Linked DNA regions of Homo sapiens: region 1 is linked to region 2. Evidence: chromatin loops called from intact Hi-C (ENCODE). Cell type or tissue: PC-9. All regions are shown on one strand. Each heading gives the region's core, and the rest is flanking DNA. Links, peaks and the distances in the headings are about the cores only.

Evidence for each region. A loop is a pair of places that touch in the nucleus more often than their neighbours do. Peaks named below come from ENCODE experiments on the same cell type or tissue, not always from the same donor. Only the 100,000 strongest peaks of a DNase experiment are listed, where the experiment ranks them.
Region 1: a loop joins it to region 2, with 6 times the contacts of the local background. A loop is called at or near these places in 5 of 110 quality-filtered maps.

What each region holds. Positions count from the first base shown.
Region 1 is chr1:51,726,893-51,732,270 of GRCh38, forward strand. The region is part of intron 4 of OSBPL9 (oxysterol binding protein like 9); the gene reads left to right. Among named protein-coding and RNA genes, the nearest start is that of MIR761, 110 kb to the right of the region's middle. RefSeq lists silencers at 2,544-2,963, 3,174-3,223, 4,429-4,478 and an enhancer at 2,688-3,208. In PC-9, for the core only: no CTCF peak of the experiment used is centred there; DNase peaks (open chromatin) are centred at 2,289 and 2,799; H3K4me3 peaks cover 2,845 bases; H3K27ac peaks cover 1,846 bases.
Region 2 is chr1:51,555,602-51,560,979 of GRCh38, forward strand. It overlaps EPS15-AS1 (EPS15 antisense RNA 1), which reads left to right. Exons shown (of 5, transcript NR_183651.1): 2 at 5,281-5,378. It also overlaps a transcript of OSBPL9 not described here. Among named protein-coding and RNA genes, the nearest start is that of EPS15, 39 kb to the left of the region's middle. In PC-9, for the core only: no CTCF peak of the experiment used is centred there; a DNase peak (open chromatin) is centred at 2,980; H3K4me3 peaks cover 1,343 bases; H3K27ac peaks cover 4,571 bases.

The sequences.
Region 1 (5,378 bases), core at 96-5,095, 170 kb after region 2:
TAATTACTTTTTATTTTAAATGCTACCTCTTTTATGAACACTAACTTTACACTAAGATTAGGAAAATGAGAATTGCATGTCTGCAACAAATAGCTATCTGTAGTATTAAATTGTGAAAATGTAGACTTTGGATTGGAGCTGGCATCTCTTAATATGTAATTGTAACATAGAGTAAATAAGTATTTTGTCCCTTGTAGGGTCAAACAGTACAGTGCATGGGCAGAATTAGAGATGTAGGCTTTTTTTTTTTTTTTTTTTTTTACTGGCTTAGAGAACCGTTTGATCAGCTAATATGGAATTAAGTCCCTAGGGCTGCCCAGGCACAACATTAACTGCTATTAAAGGAAAATTTAAAAGAGTATTAGTGAAGGTTAAATACTGACCATGGACATCTGGCAAAATTGATGTTTTTTTTCCCCTCCACCATTGTTTATAGTTTATTGTTATTTATCAGAGAATTAATGTTTATTTTCAGAATCTATTACCATAAGAAATCTGTTTGAGGACTTCGTATGTGCCAGGAATTCTACTAAATAATGATATAATGCTGAACAGAATTAGATAGGATCCTCACTTCGTTAAGCTTACAGTCTAGTGGTATAGATCAACATTAATCAAAGAATAACACAAATAGAAAGCAGAGCAGTGGTTCATGGGATTGACTGTAGAGAAGCATGAGGGAAGTTCCCAGGTGATGGAAAATACTTTATTTCTTAATCGTGGTGGTTACATGTGTGCATATGTTTATGAAAATATATTGTACATTTAAAGTGGATACATTTTATCACATGTAAATTATGACTCTATAAAGTTAATTAAAAAGAATAACTCAGGTAAGGTGGTGTGTGCGCCTGTAGTCCCAGCTATTTCTGAGGCAGGAAGATCACTTGAGCCCAGGAGTTTGAGTTCAGCATGGGCAACATGAGACCTGTGAGACTTTGTCTCTAAAAAAATTTAAATAAATAACTAAGATAAATGTAAAATTACAGCTGTAGTAAGTTCTACAAAGGAGAGTTACATGGGCTATGACGATGTAAGATAGCAAGAACTGACATTGGCAGGGAGGAAATGATGATGAGTAGAAGTAAATAAGTGAAGTGTGGGGATTGATGTCAAGGGGACAGTATAAAAGAAATAACAGCATGCGCCAAGGCCCTAAAATTGGAAAGTCCTTGGCAAATTAAAGGAGTTTGAAAAAGGCCATTGTGTGCAAAGCAGAAAATAGGTACTACAAGGTAAAAGATGGAGCTAAGCGGTAGGTAAGGCTAAACCTTGTCAGCCATTGTTAAATATTGAATTGTATCCTAAGCACAACTCAGTGGAAAGCAGTTAAAGTTCTTTAATTGGGGGAGGCAATGAAGGGGTAATAAAATTGGTTATAGAAATACTGCTCTGGCTCTAGTGTTGAGAATGAATTGGAGTAGCCAGAGTAGATTCAAGAAGACTTTAGTAAGATTATTCCAACAGGCCAGGACCTGTTATAGGGTGGTGGCAATGGAGAGAGATGGACAGAATGGAGAGTGTATTTAGGAGGTAAAAATGACAGAACTTGGTGATGCACTGAATGTGAAATGGGGAAGGTGTCTAGGAGGACTACTAGGTTTATGGTTTGCGTATTAGGGTGGATGATAGCAGTTTCATTTACTGAGACAGGGAGCCCTGGCAGAGTACCCAGCTTTTAGAGTGGGTAGGGGGAAGGGGAGAGTGCATCTGGTGTTGGGCATTTTGAAGTGATTTACATACAACAAACTGAAGGTATCTTTAACACTGAGTCCAGCAGGTTAGCATATTTATTCAGCAAGCATTGCACCTTTTTTTGTTGTTTTTGGGGTCTTCAACTCCTGGCCTCGAATCCTCCCTCCTTCCCCCGCCTCTCCCAGCCTCCGCCTCCCAAAGTGCTGGGATTTCAGGAGTGAGCCACCGCGCCTGGCCAGCATCGCGCTGTTTGTGCAGTGTGCCCTGTGCTAGGTCTTGCAGTGGGTACCAGTAGAGACATAAAAGTACAAAAGATAATTGGACGTTTAGTAGAGTCCTGAAAGGGGGCGGGATAGGAAGATACCTAACCATAAGAAAAACCAGCAAGAGCGGAAAAGGAGCTAGTCCTCCAGATCAATAAGTTAATCACTTATGTTTGTGATTCCCTGCATTTTGGGTGATTCTCTGTCGAGGTCCTCTTAAGTCCAGACTTTTGATATAATCTGCAGTTTGCGCCATTTGGATTCCTGAAGCATCTTTACAAGCCACCTACATTCCTTATGGAGCTGTGGCACAACAGCAAGCCCACGATGTCTCACCGGATTAATAAAAATATAGGCGCTCACGCTTTTGTTTACCGATATAGTATCTCCTCCTCCCCTCACTCCATCAACCCCCACGCGACACAACTTTCCGGAAGTAAGCAAAATCCGTTATCAAGGTGAAACTCCGGGGACCAGGCTCCACAGCTGCCATAAACTGGATGGCACGTTAGAAGCCGGTGGGTGTAGGTGAGGCACGCTGGCGCCCGCGGGCCCTTCTCCAGCCGCTACCCAGTGGGAATCCGCGGGGCTGAAGCCCCGAAACCAGGCTGAGCGTCCCAGAGCGCAACCTCCCTTTCCCCCAGCAGCGCCGGCGCCGCAGAAGCCGCGTGTCCCCAGGCGCACTCCCCCAAGGTGAACCCCCGCCCCCCACGGAGGCGGCTGGGTCGCGGGTCTGGGCGGGGCGCTCCGGACGCCCTCCCGCCGCTGCGCACCCCTCCCGCGAGCTGCCAGCTCCCTCGGCCTCTCCACCCAAAACTGGCCCAACCGCCAATCGTCTGCCTCTCACCTCCTACAGCAGGTGACCCATGGCCAATCGCCAGGGGTCTCTTTGCCAGGAGCCGCCAGGGCCAGCCAATCGGGGCGACCCCTCCGCCGGGGAGGGGACGGGAAAGGGGTGGGGGGTGAAGGGGGTGAAGGGGGTGTCCCGGGGGACGGGCTGAACCTCAGTCAGGACCGCCTGCACCGCAGTCCGGGGATCGGGTCGAGGGGAGAAGAAAAAGGGGTGCTCGGGAGCAGCCCCCGGCTACCTCCCCTGGAGGCACAGAGGGCGGGGGCCTTGGCGAATGGCTTTCTTGCTGGCCACTTGCGGAGTGAGTAGACCCCGAGGGTCTGGGAGAGGGGCCGGCCCCTACCCCTGAGTCCCCGGGGTCCCGGCCGCCAGGCCGGAGCGCGAATGTCGTGCTCACCCTGCCTCCTTCCCGCCGCCCCCTGGGGTGAGTAGGACGACGTGGCTGCCCGGGCCCCTCTTCCTTGGGAGTTCTCAGTTCCTCAGCCTAGATGGGGTGGAGGCTGAGGTCAGGGCCTCCAGTTCCACCGAGAGGGCATTCGCCCCCAAATGAGACTTTGGAGGAGGTCTCTTTTTTTCTATTCATTTTTGTGGAACTCTGTTTTCCTTTTGAAAGCTGTCTCAGAATATGATTTTAAGCAGAAAAGTTAAGCTTTCTCTTATGTGAAAGCTTAATTTTGACCAGTTGCCCATTAATAGAATCTCCAGTTGCAGGCCAAGTGTTTTTTGGTGGTGGTTTATTTTTGGCACGGTGTTCGTGCCTGGCCCTGTATTTTTTGTGTATAAAGTAATTACGGATGCTATTGTTTTTGAGTATGTGTGTCGGGAAGGAGGTGATTTTACGCTTTTTGGGTAGCTTGTGCAAAAATACTGAAAACTTTGGTATAGTTTTATGGGGTTCTTAGCCCAGCCGAGTTATGGAAAGTTGAGTATAATTAATGGACTAGGAAGCATATTTGAGTAATGCACTTTTTGCTGACATTCATACTGTATTATAAGTATTTGTTATGAAAGGTTGAGAGATGTATTGAACAAGAAAACCAGTTTTGCTAATTTGAAGTAATACTTTGTTTTGCTTTTTGATTAAACTGTTTACTTTTAGCTGTATTAAGGAAGTTAAAATCAAGTAATTCCTAGTTTCTCAGTGGAGAAGCTGGAAGCATCTTAGAATAGTAGTTGTAGTTTTAAAAGTTTTTACAGTGAACTTTGAAACTGGAAATTCTCACGTAGTTAATTATGAATAATCTCTCTTGAACACTGCCTGTATTGAACTAAGTAGTTGATGAAACCCTTTAATGAATACTGTTAGCACCTGTCATTTATTTATACTTTAAATATATTGCTTTACTCCCCCCCACCTTTTTTTTTTTGTGCAGCCCGACAAGAGACAACCTAAATAAAAATACCGTATTACCTTTTCTAGTTCAGGGAAGGTGTATGATTAAAAGTCAGATTTGGGCCAGTCGTGGTGGCTCAGACTGCAATCCCAACACTTTGGGAGGCTGAGGCGGGAGAATTGTTTGAGTCCAGGAGCTGGAGACCAGCCTGGGCAACAAAGCCAGAACCTTCCCCCCGCCCCTGCCCCAATAAAAATTTAAAAATGAGCTGAGCGTGGTGGTGATGTGCACCTGTGTTCCCACCTGCTTGGGAAGCTGAGGCGGAAGGATCCCTTGAGCCCAGAAGTTTGAGGTTGCGGTGAGCTATGATTGCACCGCTGCACTCTAGCCTGGATGACAGAGAGCAAGACTCTGTCTCAAAGCAAAACAAAACAAAACAAAAAGGCGGGCGCAGTAGCTCACGCCTGTAATTACAGTGCTGCCTATAATCCCAGCACTTTGGGAGGCCGAGGCGGCCGGATCTCTTGAGGTCAGGGGTTCGAGACCAGACTGGCCAACATGGTGAAACCCCGTCTCTACTAAAAACACAAAAATTAGCCGGGCGTGGTGGCGGGCGCCTGTAGTCCCAGCTACTCGGGAGGCTGAGGCAGGAGAATCGCATAAACCCTGGAGGGGGAGCTTACAGTGAGCCGAGATCGTGCCACTGCACTCCAGCCTGGCGACAGAGCAAGAGTCTGTCTCAAAAAAAAAAAAAAAAAACTCTTAAAGAAAAAAACAGATTTGTAGTCTGATTTGAGAGCTTAAGTGAGAAACAAGAAAGACAACAGACAAGTTTCATCTGTTTACAAAGTGCCCTGAGTTTGGCTTTGACAGAGATGACGATGAATTTGGAAGTGCCCTTCAGTAAATACGAGGATGCAAAGGCTGTCTACTGGTCACGTTCATTTTGGTATTTCTAAAGTTCTATGATATTTTTAATGTGAAATTTTTCAAATGTTTTTTAATGTGAAAAGATTATTATATTTTGTACGCTCAGCCATCCCCACTTCAATCTCTGTTGATATTAAGATTAGTAGGGAATTTAACTGTAAGTTTGGTTCAGCCAGGAAAGAGCATTATTTTGTTAGCACCATGTTCTGCTGGTTGGAAAGTCAGGCACTCACATGGTTTGCACGCTGTTGATTAAGAAAGGGGACGATGACAAGAAAATCTGATAATCAGGCTTTTGTTCAGAGA
Region 2 (5,378 bases), core at 226-5,225:
CTGTCGCCCAGGCTGGAGGGCAGTGGCATGATCTTGGCTCACTGCAACCTCCACCTCCTTGGTTCAAGTGATTCTCCTGCCTCAGCCTCCTGAGTATCTGAGATTACAGGCATGTGCCACCATGCCCGGCTAATTTTTTTTTGTATTTTAGTAGAGACAGGGTTTCACCATGTTGGTCAGGCTGGTTTTGAACTCCTGACCTCAAATGATCCACCCGCCTTGGCCTCCCAAAGTGCTGGGATTACAGGTGTAAGCCACTGCGCCCAGCCAGATTCTATACGATGCAGATCATGTACTATAGTTCTCTATTTTTTTAAAATAACATTTTTAATATTTACAATGGAAGGAAAAGATTAATGAAATCCATCATATGTAATATTTTCCATGTTTGTTTATTGAATGAGAAAGGAACAGAATACAAAGAACACAAGTCATGGAGTCAGACCAGCTCAACCACATACTAGCTGTGTGATCTCGGGCAAGTTTGCTCAATCCCTGTAAGCCTAGTCCCTATAAGTAAAGTAGGGAAAATAATAACTCCCTGACAGTAATTTCATGAGACTTAGCGATAATATAGGTAAAGCACACTGTCTAGCAGTTAATTGTCACCCAATAGACACTAGTGGCTATTATCATAACTTTTCAGTACCTGAGTATGTTTCAAAAAGGGCAAAATGATGGTCATTTTATAATTTTTTACTTTTGCAGTAAGTTAAATAAATCATGAAGTCAATTTCATGGGAGTATTTGTATAACCAACTGGAAAGTCTGTAGCATGAGTAATCCCATGTCCCTCCCTAGGCTTTGAAAAAACCCCTGCCTTGAACTCATGGAGTTAGAGAGCAGAATGATAATTACCAGAGACTGGGAAGGGTGAGAGTGGAGCTGGGGGTAGGGTGCTATGAGTAGTGGAGATGGTTAATGGGTACAAAAACATAATTAGGTAATTTCAGAACTTTGGGAGGCCGAGGTCAGGACTTTGAGACCAGCCTGGCCAACATGGTGAAACCCTGTCTCTGCTAAAAATACAAAAAATTAGCTGGGCATGGTGGCGGATGCCTGTAATCCCAGCTACTTGGGAGGCTGAGGCAGGAGAAATGCTTGAACCTGGGAGGCGGAGGTTGCAGTGAGCAGAGATCTTACCACTGCACTCCAGCCTGGATGACAGAGTGAGACTCTGTCTCAAAGAAACAAAAAAAAAGTATATATATACACATATATATGTGTATATATATACATATATATGTATATATATATCTCAAACTAAGTAGAATGAATAAGATCTAGTATTTGATAGCACAAAAGATGGCTATAGACAACAGTAATTTATTATACATTTAAAAACAACTAAAAGATGTAATGGGACTGTTTGTAACACAAAGACAGGGTAAATGCTTGAGGTGATGGATACCCCATTTACCCTGATGTGATTATTACAAGTTGCATGCCTGTATCAAAATATCTCATGTACCCCATAAGTATATATACCTACTGTGTACCCACAAAAACTAAAAATTGAAAACAAAAACAAAAAACCCTGCCTTACTGTTTCATGGCCAAAAAAGTTTTCTTGTTTTTAATAAGAAAGGCTTTTATTTGGCTTACATTACCCAACCAACCTTGCCTCCAAGAGAAAGACAAGTGATAAAATAGCCACTTTGAATAGAGATAACTATTTTGCTAGGAGCCAATTTTTAACAATTGGTTTTTAAAATTCCTTCTGCATCTTTAAGATATTTTCTTACCTTTGGGATTTTTTTGAGTTGTCAGCAGTCTTGTTAGGAGAACTGCCTATTTGTTGGCTTTTCCATTTTCCCTACTTTCATGAGAACTACTCCTAATCTCTCTGGTCTTTTTAGTGCCCCTTTGCCCCCATTGCCCTTACATTAAACTCATGGGCTATGAGAGTGCCAGTTCTGCATCCTAACTGGTAATCATGGTCTACTTGTATCTTCTCTGTAAAAGAACTGTGAACTGTGTTCGACTAAAGCCTAAGGCCCTAAGGAATTCATTGAAAGTTACCTGTGCTATCCCACTTGAGTAATAACATGTAAAGAGTATAGGTTTGGGCACTTGTTAGAGATGGGCCCTGACAAATCAAGTCTCCTCGCTGAGTCCTCAGTGTTCTCATCAGTAAAATGGCAACGGTAAGTCCTACCCTCTTGGCCTCACAGGGATATGGCACAGACCATATGATGTAAGGGATATCAATGTGCTTTGTATTATTGAAACCACCTTTGCAAAAATTATGACAGTGAGAAAAATCTGACATAGGAAAATTGTGACAGTGAAAGAAATCTGACCTAACCAACTCTATCTTGCTTCTAACCTCCAAGCTGCCCTTGTTCATTCCTGGCCATAGGCCAAACTAACTATAGGAGAAATTTAGTTTATAATCTAATTTAAAAAAAAATCATGCCTGTAATCCTAGCACTTTGGGAGGCCAAGGCGGGCAGATCACGAGGTCAGGAGATCAAGACCATCCTGGCTAACACGGTGAAACCCCCTCTCTACTAAAAATACAAAAAATTAGCCAGGCGTAGTGGCGGGCGCCTGTAGTCCCAACTACTTGGGAGGCTGAGGCAGGAGAATGGTGTGAACCCGGGAGGCGGAGCTTGCAGTGAGCCAAGATTGTGCCACTGCACTCCAGCCTGGGTGACAGAGCCAGACTCCGTCTCAAAAAGAAAAAAAAAAGATAATAACAGCCCCTTCCCAAAACAAACCCCCTCCTTCCTTGCTTGGGGACCAGACTGCCTTTGTAAACTAACAAAATAGAAATTATGACTCAGGAGTCATGCAGCCAGAGGCCACCTCCCCAATTCTCCTATAGATAACATCACTATTGTAAAACCTAAGATTGGTATTTGAGGTATTTTTCCGACTCTGCATTCTGATGCAGAGTGCAGCTGGCACTACCCAAATTGATAAACTGGCTCATCTGGTCTTGTGACCCCCACCCAGGAACTGACTCAGCTCAAGAGGACAGCTTTGACTCTCTGATTTCACCCTCCACCCAACCAATTGGCATTCCCCATTCCCTAGCACCCCGCCTGCCAAGCTATCCTTAAAAAAATCCTAGCCTCCAAATTTTCGGAGAGGCTAATATGAGTAATAATAAATTCCTATCCTTCCGCTTAGTGAGCTCTGCATTTATTAAACTCTCTGTTGTGAAAACTTGCTGTTCTCAGTGCCCCGGCTTTTCTGGGCAGTGGGTCAGATGAACCCATTGGGTGATGACATTATGACTAGGTTATACTCATTGTGGCTAGACTATACTCATTCCTTCAAAGATCATAAGGAGTCCCAATGGTAAGAGGAAAATTTTCTTTGTTCTCTACCATCTCCTCCCAGCCTCTGTGCTGATTTAAAAAACAAAACAAACAACAACAACTAAAAACAATGCAGTCACTTCCACCAAAGAAAAAAAGGTAAAGGGGTTGTGTTTGGAGGTGTCAGAACAGGGAACAGGAGGGGTCAGGGATTAGGCAGGAAAGTTGACCATCTTACTAGGCTGGGACCAAGGAGGGATGGGGAGGGGATCTGGGCTGCCAGAGCATCTGAAGGCTGGAAATTGGGGCAGGGGAAGGTGAGGGAATTCCCACCCATCTCCATACTGAGAGTCACTTGGATTTCCAATAAAGGGCAGGGACCCCATGGTAACCTGGATGTTCTGGGCTGGCTGAGTGTGGGGGTGGGGGTTGCGGGGGATGGTGGAGTAGGACCTGTGAGTGTCAGACCCGATTAGAAGTTAGAAGAAAACATGCTCGCAAGGGTAATGTCAGCATTGTGCAGAATTCTCTCTCTCTCTGTCTCTTTAAAATACAGACACACACATACATACACACACACACACACACACACACACACTCCTCACAAAATTAAGAGACAATGCTGGAGTTTTAGAAATGTAGTCTCTTGGGCTTCACTGCAGACCTACTGGATCAGTATCTGTATTTTAATAAGACCCCCCATTTTATTCATATGCATGTTAAAGTTTGAGAAGCACTCCTCTGGCATGGTTTAAATTCTTCAAATACTAAGGTTTGCCTGCTTACAGAGGTTGATAGAACCCAGAGCAATTAGTGTCAAATACTTTTAATTTTGTATATGAACAAAGATACAGTTTAAAATGTGTACCTTAATGTTTTCAGTGGGGGGATAAGCATTTTAATGAAATAATCAGATTAGGCATATTAATATGGTCACATATGTTTACAAGATGTAGAAAGTTCTCCTTATGTATTAAAAAGAGACAACTGTAAAAAAAAAATAACAATGCAAAGTGTATCCACATTCTTCAAATTAGATAGGAAGAAAAGAAAAGAAAGATACAATGTGTCCCTTCCTCCCTTCCTTCCTTTTCTTCTGAACCCTTCCCCACTCCCCAACACATGCTCCTGGTTATTTACATACATGACCTCCTTGTACTCCTATGTTGGTCTTCTTAAGCCAGAGAAGCAAGAAAGTATAAATAAATAAAGTAGAAAATAAATAAACAAACTAAGAAAGCTTCAAATAGAGGGCGTCTGTCCCAGAAACCTTCGGTGGCTCTGAACTGTAGAAATCACTGATCAGAGACACTGAGACACGTGGCCATGGGACTTTGCAGGATATACCCAAGGACAGGTGGCTGTGGCTTCCAGAGGCTCTGTTGTACAGTGGGTGTAATCAATACAGCAAAGGCTTTAGAGGCTGACAGACCTATGTTTGAATCGTGTCTCTACCATGCGTTAGCTGTGTGCTCTTGGACATGTCGCTTGGTGTTTCTGAGTCTCAATTCTCTCAAACATAAAATGAGGAAATAATAAGGGATAATAGTACTTACCTTATAGAGTTGTGAGAATTTGGGGAGGTAATGTAGGTAAAGCACTCACCCCAGGCCAGTGTTTAACAAAAGTGAGTTCCCTTCCTCTCCAGGGGAATTCTTCATCCAGGACTTTGTAGATTATAGTTTCTAACAGACTCCTGGGAGGAATCATGGCCAAGGCCTTTACTCTGGGGCCTTGAGCCACTCTCTTTTCTCCTGATTTGGGGAGGAGTCCTCCCCATCTTTCTTAATAAGTCTCAGAGAAGAAAGAGATGGAGAGGACAACAACTTTTTAAAGGCTGGCGTATTGGTCCCCTCCTTTTTACCTTCCAATTAAAGGAAAGAAGACTGGCAGAGAGAGGGAAGCTGGGTCAGGACTTATCATCATGGCTGGGGCAATCACCCCTAACATCTGTCCGGGAATTTTAATGTTTCAGAGTTTTACCACATCTCTGATTTCCCTTTATCCCTAGAAGCACCTCCAAGGATCACGTAGGACCAGCAGAAGCAGCGTAAAGTATTGGAACTTTGAATCTGACATCAGAAAGACCTGCACTCAGCCGGGCACGGT